Regions from separate parts of the Homo sapiens genome. Here region 1 is linked to region 2. Evidence: read pairs that join two places in POLR2A ChIA-PET (ENCODE). Cell type or tissue: A673. All regions are shown on one strand.

Region 1 (8,000 bases), 99 kb after region 2:
GTCTTCGTACATCTCGCCCTCTTCCTCGGCCGTGGCGTCCTGGTACTGCTGGTACTCGGACACCAGGTCGTTCATGTTGCTCTCGGCCTCGGTGAACTCCATCTCGTCCATGCCCTCGCCCGTGTACCAGTGCAGGAAGGCCTTGCGCCGGAACATGGCCGTGAACTGCTCGGAGATGCGCTTGAACAGCTCCTGGATGGCCGTGCTGTTCCCGATGAAGGTGGAGGACATCTTGAGGCCGCGGGGCGGGATGTCACACACGGCCACCTTCACGTTGTTGGGGATCCACTCCACGAAGTAGCTGCTGTTCTTGCTCTGGATGGCCAGCATCTGCTCGTCCACCTCCTTCATGGACATGCGGCCCCGGAACACGGTGGCCACCGTCAGGTAGCGGCCGTGGCGCGGGTCGCAGGCGGCCATCATGTTCTTGGCATCGAACATCTGCTGGGTGAGCTCGGGCACGGTCAGGGCCCGGTACTGCTGGCTGCCCCGGGCTGTGAGGGGGGCGAAGCCGGGCATGAAGAAGTGCAGGCGCGGGAAGGGCACCATGTTGACGGCCAGCTTGCGCAGGTCAGCGTTGAGCTGGCCCGGGAAGCGCAAGGAGGTGGTGACTCCGCTCATGGTGGCCGATACCAGGTGGTTGAGGTCCCCGTAGGTGGGCGTGGCCAGCTTGAGGGTGCGGAAGCAGATGTCGTAGAGCGCCTCGTTGTCGATGCAGTAGGTCTCATCCGTGTTCTCCACCAGCTGGTGGATGGACAGCGTGGCGTTGTAGGGCTCCACCACCGTGTCTGACACCTTGGGTGAGGGCACGACGCTGAAGGTGTTCATGATGCGGTCGGGATACTCCTCACGCACCTTGCTGATGAGCAACGTGCCCATGCCGGAGCCCGTGCCGCCCCCCAGCGAGTGGGTCAGCTGGAAGCCCTGCAGGCAGTCGCAGTTTTCACACTCCTTCCGCACCACATCCAGGACCGAATCCACCAGCTCCGCCCCCTCCGTGTAGTGACCCTTGGCCCAGTTGTTGCCGGCCCCACTCTGACCTGTACAGGGAGAAGAGGGGTAAGAGACAGGGGCCAGGGACTCTGCAGTCCAGACCTCCAGCCCCTGCCTGAACATCCCAAGGGCAGCCGTGGCAGCCCCATGCCTGTTCTGTCTTCTGTAAAGTAGGCCCCACTGAGCACCCCTTCTCATACCCGCCGTGGCTTCCCTGAGCCGATGCTGCTGAGTGCTCAGGACGAGGGCTCTGGACAGAGTCTTGAGAACTTGGGGTCACAGCAGAGCGAGGCTCTGCCTCCTGAGGGGATCCTGGGTGAATGGATCAGCCCTCCTGCTCCAGCATACCTTCCTTCCGACTGGCAGTGCCAGGAGCCCAAACAGCCACCCCAGAATCCCTGGCAGCTGGGGGCTGGATGCGAGTTGGCATCTACCAGCTGGATGTGCTGCGGTCGGGAAGGCAGAAGTGAAGCGAGGCCCTCCTGTTTCTGTGGCGCGTCCACGGCCCCGCCCCAGGACACAGACATGGGAACGTGGCATCCACGGCCCCGCCCCAGGACACAGGCATGGGAACGTGGCATCCACGGCCCCGCCCCAGGACACAGGCATGGGAACGTGGCATCCACGGCCCCGCCCCAGGACACAGGCGTGGGAACGTGGCATCCACGGCCCCGCCCCAGGACACAGGCGTGGGAACGTGGCATCCACGGCCCCGCCCCAGGACACAGACGTGGGAACGTGGCATCCACGGCCCCGCCCCAGGACACAGACGTGGGAACGTGGCATCCACGGCCCCGCCCCAGGACACAGACATGGGAACGTGGCATCCACGGCCCAACCCCAGGACACAGGCATGGGAACGTCCTGATCTCTTGACCGCAGCAAGGCCTCGTGCTCCTGGACCCCGGAGTCCTCTGGAGGCCCCGTTCTGTCTCACCAGCTCTCTAGCAATTCTGTAAGCTTCTGTCTGCTTTACACTTCATTCCACTTGAAATGCATGAGTGGTTTCTGTTCTCCCCACAGAACCCTTTCTCTGGGCCTCCAATGCCCAGCTGTAAAATGGAGAGATGAGTTCCCACCATTCAGGATCATGTGAGGAGCTGACCATTCCTTGTTTCTCACAGCCGTCCCCGTCCACCGACCTGGGCTTGCCTGTGATGGGGTCTGCCATCAGAGCTTGGAGCAGGGGGAACTTACCAAAGATGAAATTGTCAGGCCTGAAGAGATGTCCAAAGGCCCCTGAGCGGACACTGTCCATGGTTCCGGGTTCCAGGTCCACCAGAATGGCTCGAGGCACGTACTTGTGAGCTGAGGGGAGAGAGGGGCTCGGTGATTCGGGTCACAGAGGGCCAGAGCCTCTCCCTCATTCTTTCTGAATTCTGTGCCCGCCTGCCATCCTCCTGCTCACATCCTAAGAGCCTGTACTCTGAAGTCAGAGTCCTGGACCAAAGGCAAGCTTCAGCAACTTTCTTCACCCTTAAGCCTCACTGTGTTTAAGGACGGAGCAGGACAGGACGGAGCAGGACAGGCAGGATTCAGTCAGACGTCCACCAGATGCAGGGGCTCGTGTCTGCACTCCCAACACTTTGGGAGGCCAAGGCAGGTGGATCGCTTGAGTCCAGGAGTTCGAGACCAGCCTGGGCAACATATCGAGACTGTCTCTATTAAATTAAATAAAATTTTAAATCACATGTCCATGTGGGCAGGTGGGTGTATCACCACTTTGATATGGAAATCACTTCACACCAGTTGCTAAAGAGCCCCTGACTAAGCCCTCCAGGTGACCCCTTCTCTAGGCCCTCTTATGGCCTCCAAAGTCTCTGGCCTGCCCCATCCCTGTCTGTGCCCCTGGACACGCACAGGCCCTCATGGCACTAATATGTTTGGCTCTCACTTTTGTGACTGTGATTTATTGTCTGTTCTGTGCGTCTGGATGCCTGACATCCAGTTACGCCTGCTGGCATCTCAGCCAACCTAACCCATGGGAGGACAGAGATGCTGAGAGCTGGTGAGTCCAGGTGCTGAGACCTGGTCAGTCAGACGCTGAGACCTGGTCAGTCCAGGGCTGGGATAGGGAGGCTGGGGCAGGCACTCACAAGAGGCCTCGTTGTAGTAGACGCTGATCCGCTCCAGCTGCAAGTCCGAGTCGCCCACGTAGTTGCCGCTGGGGTCGATGCCATGCTCATCACTGATGACTTCCCAGAACTGCAAACAAAGTGGGAGAGGGGGGGTCGGCACCGGCCCATAGCCCCAGCCAGGCCCTTTCCCTTGTGAAGCCTTTTAGCCCTCACTACAAAATTAGGGCTTTTGACCCACGGCCTCCACGAGCCCCATTCAGAAGAGAGCCCCACACTCTGTTACCTGTCAGAAAATTGCCATAATAAATATGCACCTCCACACCTACACGTCCAGGCCGACCACAGCCCCAGGGTGGGCCAAGGTTCAACAGACCCACACCCAGGTCCCCAGGCCCAGCTGTGCAGCTGCTGGCAAGGGCCTGGAGCAGCGGATTCCTCCATGAAGGGCATTGGTAATAAACACCTTGAGGGTTAGTTTTTACTATCCCCTCTTTTCAGGAAAGGGAACTGAGACACAGAGCGGGTAGAGACACCCACAGTAGCTGGCAGAGCAGGGTTCAGAGGCCCAGAGCTCAGGATCGCTTTTGGCTGCTACACCTGCCCCTCCATGGGAGAGCAAACCATGTCCAGTGATGGTGCCAGGACATTACTGGCCTCAGCTGACGGGACTCACAGGGACTCTGAGAGCCAGTCTCATCGGGGACCCCCAGCTGGGTCTGCAGAAGGGTCCTTGGGGTCCCAAATGGGAAGCGACTTGCCTGAGGTCACCCAGCCTGTCCGTGTGAGGCTGGCATCGTCTCAGCTCCCAGGGGTCGTCCTCTCTCTACCTGCCACCTCCACCTCTCTCCCCCTAGAGCAGGTGCCTGCAGTGCTTCTCGGACTCTGCTCCCATGACAGCTGCCGAGCGGAGCCTAGACTCAGGGGCTGGGCCTGCTGGGTTCACAGACGCTTCCCTCACCCTTCCCAGCTGTGTGACCTTGCACAGGTCACTAGGATTCCGTGTCTCAGTGTCCTCATCTGTACAATGGGCACGATGACAGGAGGTCTTTTTGAAATGAAAGTGGGTTAATCTGTGTGAGGCATATAAATGGTATATGGCAAACGTAGAACTATCTATCTGTGTGCACACGGAGAACCACACCCCTGGGTGAGAGCAAGCCCTTCAGGGAAGTTGCCACCTCATCGTGGGACACGCTCTGATGGCCGAGGCCGCTGCGTCTGGGAGCAGTGTCTGCAGGCAGCAGGCCTCCTGGGACACACGCTGGGAGGCTTCCCAGGGCTGCCTGACCTCTCCCAATGCCCCTTGCCCTTACTCCTCAGGAGTGACTTTTAGATGAGCTGACGGGTATGAAGGCCTCAAGAAACAAGGGGCTCTACATGTGAGTCATGTGCTGCAGAAGATTCCTCAAGAAAAAAGCAGGTTAGAAAACAATTTGGTGGGGCCGGGCACAGTGGCTCATGACTGTAATCCCAGCACTTTGGGAGGCTGACGTGGGAGGACCCCAGGAGTGTAGACAAAGATGCGCTTTGGAATGGAGACACAGGAGATGTGTTTTAAGATGCCTCTAGTAGGCCAGGTACAGTGGCTCATGCCTGTAATCCCAACACTTTGGGAGGCCGAGGCGGGTGGATCACGAAGTCAGGAGATCGAGACCATCCTGGCTAACATGGTGAAACCCCGTCTCTACTAAAGATACAAAAAATTAGCCGGGAATGGTGGCGGGTGCCTGTAGTCCCAGCTACTCGGGAGGCTGAAGCAGGAGAATCACTTGAACCCAGGAGGTGGAGCTTGCAGTGAGCTGAGATCATGCCATTGCACTCCAGCCTGGGCGACAGAGTGAGACACCATCTCAAAAAAAAAAAAAAGATGCCTCTCGTAAAGGGGTGACTTTAGTGGAAACTGCTGTGCAGGAGGCAGGACTGGGTGGTAGCAAGCATGAGAAGCATGAGTCTAGGAATTCATATCAAGACCCCATCTCAAAATAAATAAATAAATAGAGGCCAGGTGCGGTGGCTCACGCCTGTAATACCAACAATTTGGGAGGCTGAGGTGGGCAGATCACCGGAAGTCAGGAGTTCGAGACCAGCCTGTCTCTACTAAAAATACAAAAATTAGCCAGGGGTGGTGGCTCACACGTTCCAGCTACTCCGGAAGCTGAGGCAGAAGAATTGCTTGAACCCAGGAGACGGAGGTTGCAGTAAGCCAAGATTGCACCACTGTACTCCAGCGTGGGCGACAGAGTGAGACTCTGTCTCATAGAATAATAATAAATAAATAGAAACAAAACCACTCATAGCTGGGCACGGTGGCTCACCCCCATAATCCCTGCACTTTGGGAGGCAGAGGCGGGTGGGTCACGAGGTCAGGAGTTCGAGACCAGCCTGGCCAACATAGTGAAACTCCATCTCTCCCAAAAATACAAAAATTAGCCAGGCATGGTGGCGCGCACCTGTACTCCCAGCTACTCGAGAGGCTGAGGCAGGAGAATTGCTTGAACCCAGGAGGCAGAGGTTGTGGTGAGTCGAGATCGCGCCACTGCACTCCAGCCTGGGCAATAGTGCGAGACTGTCAGAAAGAAAGGAAGGAAGGAAGGAAGGAAGGAATGAAGGAAGAAAGAAAGGAAAGAGAGAGAGAGAGGAAGGAAGGAAGGAAGGAAGGAAGGAAGGAAGGAAGGAAGGAAGGGGAGAAAACTGCTTGTGCCAGGCACGGTGGCTCACGCCTGTAATCCCAGTACTTTGGGAGGCTGAGGCAGTGGATCATCTGAGGTCAGGAGTTCAAGACCAGCCTGGCCAACATGGCAAAACCCTGTCTCTACTAAAAATACAAAAATTAGCCAGGCGTGGTGGCGAGCACCTGTAATCCCAGCTGCTTGGGAGGCTGAGGCGGAGAATCACACGAACTCGGGAGGTGGAGGTTGCAGTGAGCTTATGTCATGCCACTGCACTCAAGCCTGGGCAACAGAAGGAAACACCGTCTCAAATAAAAGAAAGAAAGAAAACTGCTTGTGGGTGCTTCTCTATGCGTGGGTGCCTCTGGTAGATGTGTGGAAGGCTGTGCCTGGGGAGGGGCCCCAGACTGGGAGGAGCTTCTTCTCACGGGTGCCCTGTGGTCTTGTTGAGATTTTCTCACGTGCACACGGTAGCTTTTCAAAGAAAATTTGTTAAAAATAAATGTTTTTAAAACCTTAAGAATAAACATAGTGTAATTATTGTAACGCGGACAGCATGGACATGGACCACCTCTGCTAACAGTGTCTCGGGATGCCCGTTCACCCTGAGACTGTTATCAGAGGTGCCCGTTCACCCTGAGACTGTTATCAGAGGTCATCTCTCCACAAAGGTCAGGGGTGGATTTCTTTCCATCTTTTGTGCATTTTTGTTATTGCTAAGTTTTATTCTTTTTGCGTTAAATTTTTAAATTACAAAAATGATTCAGGCTGGGTGTGGTGGCTCATGCCTATAATCCCAGCACTTTGGGAGGCTGAGGCAGGCAGATCACTTGAAGTCAGGAGTTCAGGACCAACCTGGACAACAGGGCAAAACCCTGTCCCTACTAAAAATACAAAAATTAGCCGGGCGTGGTAGCGCGCACCTGTAATTTCAGTTGTTTCAGAGTCTGAGACACGAGAATCGCTTGAACCCAGGGGGCAGAGGTTGCAGTGAGCTGAGATCAAGCCACTGCACACCAGCCTGTGGGACAAGAGTGAAACCCTATCTTAAAAAAAAAAAAAAAAAAGGCCGGGCGCGGTGGCTCACGCCTGCAATCCCAGCACTTTGGGAGGCCAAGGCGGGTGGATCACGAGGTCAGTAGTTCGAGACCAGCCTGACCAACATGGTGAAACCCCATCTCTACTAAAAATACAAAAATTAGGCCAGACGCAGTGGCTCACGCCTGTCTGTGGTCCTAGCACTTTGGGAGGCCGAGGTGGGCGGATCATGAGGTCAGGAGATCGAGACCATCCTGGCTGGCACAGTGAAACCCTGTCTCTACTAAAAATACAAAAAATTAGCCAGGCGCGGTGGCGGGCACCTGTAGTCCCAGCTACTTGGGAGGCTGACTCAGGAGAATGGCGTGAACCTGGGAGGCGGAGCTTGCAGTGAACCGAGATTGTGCCACCGTGCTCCAGCCTGGGCAACAGATAGAGACTCCGCCTCAAAAAAAAAAAAAAAAAATTAGCCAGTGTGGTGACGGGTGCCTGTAATCCCAGCTACTCAGGAGGCTAAGGCAGGAGAATTGCTTGAACCCAGGAGGTGGAGGTTGCAGTGAGCCGAGATCACTCCACTGCACTCCAGCCTGAGTGACAGAGTGAGACTCCATCTCAAACAAACAAACAAAAAAATCAGCTGGCCATGGTGGCTCATATTTATAATCCCAGCAGTTTGGGAGGCCAAGAGAGGTGGATCACTTGAGTCCAGGAGTTCAAGACCAGCCTGGGCAACATGGTGAAACCCTGTCTCTACCAAAAAACAAAAAAATTAGTTGGGCATGGTGACGCATGCCTATAGCCCCAGCTACTCAGGAGGCTGAGGTGGGAGGATCACTTGAGCCAGGGGGGTGGAGGTTGCAGTGAGCCTAGATCATGCCAGTCCAGGCGACAGAGTAAGAGCCTGTCTCAAAAAAAAAATACAGAAAGGTCCCTGAGGCATTTGGGGCTTGTCCAAGCTTCCCACCTACTGCTTGCCTCCCTAACACTCTCTTTGAGGATCCCCCATTAATTTAGTTGCTGGCAGTCCACTTGAGTCGGGGACCTTGCTCCCCAAAGCACTGGGACACCCCAAATTTATGGTTCCAGGGAACCCACAACCACCAGCCCCTGTAAAGGAGGGGTGGAGAGAGTAACACATCTATGGGAAGTCCTCTGCAGAGCGAGGCACAGGGCAGCAGGAGCAATGGAGCAGAGTGGATTCAAGACCCAGCACGAGCACAGC
Region 2 (8,000 bases):
CCGGGCATGGTGGCACATGCCTGTAATCCCAGCTAGTCGAGAGGCTGAGGCAGGAGAATAGCTTGAACCCGGGAGGCAGAGGTTGTGGTGAACTGAGATTGTGCCACTGCACTCCAGCCTGGGCAACAAGAGCAAAACTCCATCTCAAAAAAAAAAAAAAAAAAAAAAAAAAAAGATTAGGTGGGTGTGGTGGCTCATATCTATAGTTCCAGCTACTTGGGAGGCTAAGGCAGAAGGATCACTTGAGACTAGAAGTTCGAGGCTGCAGTGAGCTATGATTGTACCATTGCACTGCAGCCCGGGAGACAGAGTGAGACCTCATCTCTAAAAATAAATAAATATATAGTTTTAATGAACAATTATTATATATTTAAATAAACATTATATATTTAAAATTTGCATAAAAAAATAAATTATTTTTAAAGCAGTAATTTTTCTTTTTTTTGAGACAGACTCTCACACTGTCGCCCAGGCTGGAGTGCAGTGGCACAATCTCGGCTCACCGCAACCTCCGTCTCCCAGGTTCAAGTGATTCTTCTGCCTCAGCGTCCCGAGTAGCTGGGATTATAGGTGTGCGCCACCACGCCCGGCTAATTTTTGTATTTTTAGTAGAGACGGGGTTTCACCACGTTGGTCAGGCTGGTCTCAAACTCCTGACCTCGTGATACACCCTCCTCGGCCTCCCAAAGTGCTGGGATTACAGGCGTGAGCCACCGCACCCGGCCTAAAGCCATATTTTTACCCAACAGGAAACTCTGATTATGTAACAATATCATATCCAGGACCTGGGTTAAGACCAGCTAATTCTGGAGGGCTCAAGACTTCGGCACTCTCAGGCTTTGCTGCGAAGTCAGCAACGTCACCAAGTTTCTTCCAGATTCAGTGGAGGCTGGACTGCTTCCAGGCGTGAGGCAAATGTGTTCAGAAAGTCTCCTCAACCCAGCAGCCAGGAAGAACCTTAGTGAGACACATCTCTCCTCTGCCCAAGTTCTCAGAGGGCAACAGACTCCACCAGGGTCAAAGTCCCAGTCCCCACCACGGCTTTCGAGGCGGACGAGCTCTGACCCGTCTCCAGTCCCCACCACGGCTTTCGAGGCGGACAAGCTCTGACCCTCTCCCACAGTCTCCTCCTGGTCACTCTGAGCTTTCCCACTGGCCCATCCCGTCTCCCAGCCGGTCAACTGCTTGTACAAAACCGCACCCCACCTCTCCCCACTTCGATCCTTCTATGGCACTCTTCCCCACCAGATACTCTGTTGTATCTGGCACGTTTATTTTGTCTTCCAACTCACCTGTTGTCTCTCCTTTCTAGACCAACAGCCCCAGTCGGGCAGGCGTTTTGTCAGAGATCAGATCAGGACCTAGCAGCTAATGGACACTCAGCAAATGATCTCTTTCCTTTTTGTTTTGTCTCACTCTGTCACCTAGGCTGGAATGCAGTGGCACAATCCTAGCTCACCACAGCCTTGACTTCCTGAGCTCAAGGGATCCTCCCGCCTCAGCCTCCCAAGTAGCTGAAACTATCGGCATGTGCCACTACACCAGCTAATGTTTTCTTTTAAATTTTTTAGACATGGGGTTCAACTATTTCACCCAAGCTAGTCTCAAACTATTGGCCTCAACCACTTCTCCCACCTGACCCTCCCAAGTGCTGGGATTTTGGGTGTGAGCCACTGAACCAGGTGCACAGATGAATTTTAATGGTGCCCTGGAAACCCCCAGCCTCAAAAGTAAAAATCAGACCAGCTTGTGTGACAAACTGTCACAGTGCCCAGGAGTCAACACACTGGATATTTTAATGGTTGGTTTGCATTCTACTAAATGCATATGATGCTATTCCCTAGGAAAAGTCTCTGGGTGTCAGGTGTCAGCAGCACATGAAAGATCCTAAGCTGGATTTTTTCTCTTCGGTGACGTCAATTTTTTGCTCAGGTCTGAGACAGAATTGTGTACTTGGTCCCAAAATGGGGTTTGTTTGGATGCATGCTTTAAAAAATTTTTTTTCAACAAATTGCAAAAATGCAGAAAGTCTTATGCAGAAATATGAATTCCCAGTTGCTGTTGAATAAACAGGAGTTCATGCAGCACTAGGCTTGCCGTCCCAACAACCTGTCAGCCTCCAGGTGCCCCCGCCACACCTACCAGCCGCAGGTTCTTCACCACCACCTCACTGGCCAGCTCCTGCTCCTTGAGCTCCACCTTCAGTGCCCGCATGTCCTTGCGCAGCACACTCTCCTGTATGCGGTGCTCTTTCTGTGCCAGCTTCATGACTACAGTGCCCTCAGCCTTCATCTCTGTCAGGTTGTTCTGGTGCTCATATAGCAGGTGCTTCACTTTCTGCTTGTACACCTGCAGGGCAATGGGAGTACCATCTGCTCACCTGCACCACACCTCCTCACCTTTCCGTACCTGTGCACACCTGGTCACCCATAGCACACCTGTACCACACCTCCTCACCTGTCCATACCTGTACACACCTGGTCACCTGTACCACACCTCCTTACCTGTCCATCCATACCTGTACACACCTGGTCACCCATACCACACCTGCACCACACCTCCTCACCTGTCCGTACCCGTACACACCTGGTCACCTGTACCACACCTCCTCACCTGTCCATACCTGTACACACCTGGTCACCCATACCACACCTGTACCACACCTCCTCACCTGTCCGTACCCGTACACACCTGGTCACCTGTACCACACCTCCTCACCTGTACATACCTGTACACTCCTGCTCACCCACACCACACCTGTACCACACCTCCTCACCTGTCCATACCTGTACACACCTGGTCACCTGTACCACACCTCCTCACTTGTACATTCCTGTATACACCTGATCACCTGCACCGTACCTGTAACACACCTCACCTGTACATACCTGTACCCCCCTGCTCACCTGCACCACACCTGTACCACACCTTCTCACCTGTCCATACCTGTACACACCTGGTCACCTGTACACCTCCTCACCTGTAAATTCCCGTACACACCTGGTCGCCTGCACTACACCTGTACTACACCTCCTCACCTGTACATACCTGTAGACACCTGGTCACTTGCACCTACCTGCTCACCTGCACATACCTGCCCCACGTGCTCACCTCCCCACACCTCACCTGCACATACCTCCTCACCTGGCCACGCCTCCTCACCTGCACACACATGCTCACTTGCATCCACCTGCTCACTTGCATGCCTCACCTTTACACAGCTACACATGCCTGTTCACCTATGCAAACCTGTACACTTGAGGCACAGAGCAGGACACCAAGGCTGGGAGGTGAGGTGCATCCCCAGCTCATGGGGTATTAAGTGGCAGAGCTGAGTTGCAAACAGGCCAGTCTGCCCCCAGAGCCCATATTCCTTCCATGTTGTGGAGGCAGCATTTTAAACCCTCAGGACCTGCAGGGTCTCTCCCTCAGGCTTTTATAAAAAACACCTTTAAGGCTGTGACTCCCAAAGCCAAGAACAGAAAATGTCCCACCTGCACCCTCACTGGATCCAGCTCCTCTGGGGCTCTGTGGTGACCAGGTTAGCACGTGCAGGCCGGCCCCACTCACCTTGATCTCCACCTGGTGCCTCTCCTCGGCTTCTTCCATCTCCCGGTCTTTGTTCCGCAGCTCAGCCTTCTTCTCCTCCAGCTGCCTCCGTGTGATCTCCCAGAAGGTGTGGATCTTGTCCCGCTCCAGCTGGAAGTAGTTTCGTTCCTCCCGCTCGCGGTCCAGCTCCTCCCGGATGCGGCTGACATGCTCCTCCACCTGGCCAGGTGCAGTGGGTCAGGTGAGGCACTGAGCAGGGGCCCATGCACGGCAACGGGGCGTGTGGCCGGCGAAAGGCAAGGAAGAAAGAGGGAGGACTCAACTTCACCTAAAAATAAACAGCTAAATGTAAAAAGTTAAAATATAAGGCTAGGAAGCTCCGGAGACAGAATGCATTCAGCAGGTGGCAGAATTCTCTTCAATTTGGCCAATAATCATAAAATAACTAGATCCTTTCATCCATTCCTGAGAATTGATGCCTAAAAAATTTCTCAAAAGAAATATAAGAGCATCTTGCTCAAAGATATTACCCACACCATTATTACAACAGCAAAAATATCAAAAAGGAAATAACCTAAGACCAGTTTAAACAGGGAAATAAGCGAGGCGCGGTGGCTCTCGCCTGCAACCCCAGCACTCTGGGAGGCTGAGGTTGAAGGATCCCTCGCGCCCAGGAGCTGAAGACCAGCTTGGGCAACATAGCAAGACCCCATCTCTGCAAAAACTTTTTTTCATTAACTAGGCATGATGGCACGCACCTATAGTCTCAGCTACTGGGAGAGCTGAGGTGGGAGGGTCACTCAAGCTCAGGGGGTTGAGGCTGCGGTTAGTTATGATCATGCCACTACACTCCAGCCTGGGTGACAGAGTGAGAATCTGTCTCAAAAAATACACAAACAGCCAGGCATGGTGGCTCCCACCACTTTGGGAGGATCTTTTGAGCCCCAGAGTTGAACAGCCTAGGCAACATGGCAAAACCCTGTCTCTACAAAAAAAAAAAAAAAAAAAAATTAGCCAGGAGTGGTGGCACATGCCTATAGTCCCAGCTACTCAGAAGACTGAGGTAGGAGGATCGTTTGGACCTGGGAGGTCAAGGCTGCCGTGAGCCGTGATCACACCACTGCACTCCACCTGGGTGACAGAGCAGGACCCTGTCTCTAAACAATAAATAAATAAATATGGAAATGGTTGAAAAATTAGAGTATATCAACTAGGAGAAATATCACATTAACCCAAAAAAAATATGCAAATGATGTAGCAGCATTTAAACAAATTCATATCATAATGCTAAATGAAAAAAAATTCACCTTTGAAGATATAATGTTAAGCAAAAAATATACAAAACCAGTAGACTCTAAAATCTCAAGAGGGTTCAATTGCGAATCTGCAAATAGGTTAAAAAAAAATGTAGGACAGGCTTCCAGCTTTCTCGGGAGCTCATTTCCCTTAAGAATCAGTTACTGCCAGGCGCGGTGGCTCACACCTGTAATCCCAGCACTTTGGGAGGCAGAGACAGGCAGATCATGAGGTCAGGAGATCAAGGCCATCCTGGCTAACACGGTGAAACCTCGTCTCTACTAAAAATACAAAAAAATTAGCCGGGCGTGATGGCAGGCACCTGCAGTCCCAGCTACTGGGCAGCCTGAAGCAGCAGGATGGTGTGAACCCAGGAGGTGGAGCTTGCAGTGAGCCGAGGTCGCGCCACCGCACTCCAGCCTGGGCCACACAGCGAGATTCCGTCAGAATCAGTTACTTTTCGGGCACAGCCCCAGGCCACTTACTGTGAGCCTTTTTCTTTCTCAACACCACATTCCCCACAGGGAAAACACATTTCTCACCTCAAAAGAAGACAAGACAACGAGCAAACAAGAAGGAGCAGCAGGAGGGGTTCTGAGCCGAGGATGCCGGGCAGACATGAGGGAGACACGCACCCCCGAATCCAACCAGTGCCTCGGCACAACGACAAATGTCTTCACGTCACAGACCTTTAGAGGCTCCTGGGCAGAGCCTGAACCAGGGCTCCTGACTGGTCTGTTTGGCTCACATGGTGTTGAGATTTTGCCATCACTCAATATTCAGATTTCTTATAAATATCCAGATTTCCAGCTTCTCTTGGAAAATCAGAAAAAAACAGCACTGAACTCCTAGGCCCACAAGGCACTCCCCAGTGAACAGATGAAACTGTCCTCTGCTGCGGGGCAGGAGTCTCCAGGTCACCCCCATCCCTCCCCACCTGCCTGGACCCTGAAGAAGCCTTCTGAGTCTGTGGCTCAACGTGCGATGTGCAGTGCAAGGGCCTGCCCCGTAGCCTGCCCCGTAGGCTGCCCCATAGCCTGCCCCGTAAGCTGCCCCGTAGCCTGCCCCGTAGGCTGCCCCGTAGGCTCCATGGCCACTGCCCCACAAGGCCTGTCTCCACAGGAATGGGAAGCGGACAGGGAGACGGGCAGCAGCTCACATGCTGGGACAACGCAGTGTTCAATCCATTCTCCATCCAGCAGCTCCAGACATCTTTCCAGAACACAAACCTGACCCCATCACCTCTCTGCTTAGCCACTGGCTTAAACTGCCAATGGTTTGCCTGCATGTAAAATAAAGCCATTCTTTACCATTGTTCAAGGACCTCTGCCTAGCTCCAACTTCAGGTCATGAGACTCTTTCAGTCTCCTTCGTATTGATTTTTTATCTTACAACTATCAAAAGAAGGTAAGATTTATTAACAATAACACAGAGTTGACACAGCCCTCATGTCCCATGTCAGGTGCTCACAGGCAGTCGTCCATGAGGGCAGAGGCCAGAGGGTGCACCGTGCTTGCCACACACTGCCGTCTCCAGGAGCCTTTTAGGTAAAATTGTAATTATGTAATTATGTTCTGTAGCCCTTAACTACATCCAAATGAAGAAGAGACTTAAACTAACTCCTACAAAGAAACTATAAAAACATCACCTCCTCCCCAAAATAAGCAACAAGAAAAAGGCAGCCCTGATGCTGTTACTCCTTGTTGGGACTTTTATCAAAAACAATGAATGACTGGCCAGGCGTGGTGGCTCATGCCTGTAATCCCAGCACTTTGGGAGGCCGAGGCGAGTGGATCACGAGGTCAGGAGATCGAGACCATCCTGGCTAACACGGTGAAACCCCGTCTCTACTAAAAATACAAAAAAAAAATTAGCCAGGCGTGGTGGCAGGTGCCTGTAGTCCCAGCTACTCGGGAGGCTGAGGCAGGAGAATGGTGTGAACCCGGGAGGTGGAGCTCACAGTGAGCCGAGATCGCGCCACTGCACTCCAGCCTGGGCGACAGAGTGAGACTCCGTCTCAAAAAAAAAAAAAAAAAAAAAAAAAAAAATGAACGATTAATCAGATTCAGATGTGATTTGAAGTAAATCATCCTTCTTTCAAAAACTTCCTTTTTGACATAATGTTTAATGGTGAATAAAATAAAGGAGAATGCTACATGTGTGTTCTACGATAAGTCTATACACATCAGGTGCAAAAAAAGGGTAAGATTGAAAGAGAATACACGAAATTAAAAACAGCTTTTAGATCAGAAAAGCATGTCCTTCCACACTCCTACCACCCTGTTACAAAGCTCTTTCACAGGCTGCACTACCTTTCTGAAAAGACATGGTGCAGCCGAAAGCTTTGCCGCTGATGGGAATTATGGGCCACGCGGGGGGCGTGTTCTGGCTTGGACAGAAGGGTGGATCCACATGGCAAGATGGACACTCGGCGTAGGCACCCTGCGTGGTGCCCGCCCACGCCCACCCGGGGACTGGGCCACAGCCCGCTCTGCTCACCTGCTCCTTGCTCATGTCCTCTGGAGCGAGCCCATCGACAATCGGGGTGCCTTTGGCTTTGCCTTTCTTCCCTTTCTTTTTCGGTGCCTTTGGTGGAAATAATGGGGTAAGAGAGACTCTAACAGCTTCCCCTTCTTGGCTGGCTCTGATTTGCTCCCAGGAACATTTGGCAGAGAAGGTTCTGGAACCTCTCTCCCTTCTGCTCACCTGGAGCACATCATTGCCCTGAGTGTTCCCACCCTTTACCACACACACATCCTGTTGTTGCATTTGGAGAAGCACAAAGGAGAAACCTTCCTTTTGAGAAGGAGAACATTCCTTCTAGAAAAGAGAGGAGCCGGGCGTGGTGGCTCACGCCTGTAATCCCAGCACTTTGGGAGGCCGAGGTGGACGGATCACGAGGTCAGGAGATCAAGACCATCCCGGCTAACACAGTGAAACCCCATCTCTACTAAAAATACAAAAAAAAATTAGCCGGGCGTGCCGGTGGGCGCCTGTAGTCCCAGCTACTCGGGAGGCTGAGGCAGGAGAATGGCTTGAACCTGGGGCATGGAGTTTGCAGTGAGCCGAGATCACACCACTGCACTCCAGCCAGGACGACAGAGTGAGACTCCATCTCAAAAAAAAAAAAAAGAGAGGAAACCTAGCCAGGTGTG

Evidence for each region. Peaks named below come from ENCODE experiments on the same cell type or tissue, not always from the same donor. Only the 100,000 strongest peaks of a DNase experiment are listed, where the experiment ranks them.
Region 1: POLR2A ChIA-PET joins it to region 2 with 28 read pairs; 15 of 35 experiments call an interaction of 5 or more read pairs at or near these places.

Annotation. Positions count from the first base shown.
Region 1 is chr16:89,927,769-89,935,768 of GRCh38, reverse strand. It overlaps TUBB3 (tubulin beta 3 class III), which reads right to left. Exons shown (of 4, transcript NM_006086.4): 2 at 3,090-3,198; 3 at 2,191-2,301; 4 at 1-1,040. Among named protein-coding and RNA genes, the nearest start is that of TUBB3, 8.4 kb to the right of the region's middle. In A673, no CTCF peak of the experiment used is centred here; no DNase peak of the experiment used is centred here.
Region 2 is chr16:90,027,067-90,035,066 of GRCh38, reverse strand. It overlaps DRC4 (dynein regulatory complex subunit 4), which reads right to left. Exons shown (of 11, transcript NM_001481.3): 2 at 7,345-7,431; 3 at 3,571-3,768; 4 at 2,143-2,349. It overlaps GAS8-AS1 (GAS8 antisense RNA 1), which reads left to right and starts at 5,166. Exons shown (of 1, transcript NR_122031.2): 1 at 5,166-6,168. In A673, no CTCF peak of the experiment used is centred here; a DNase peak (open chromatin) is centred at 1,916.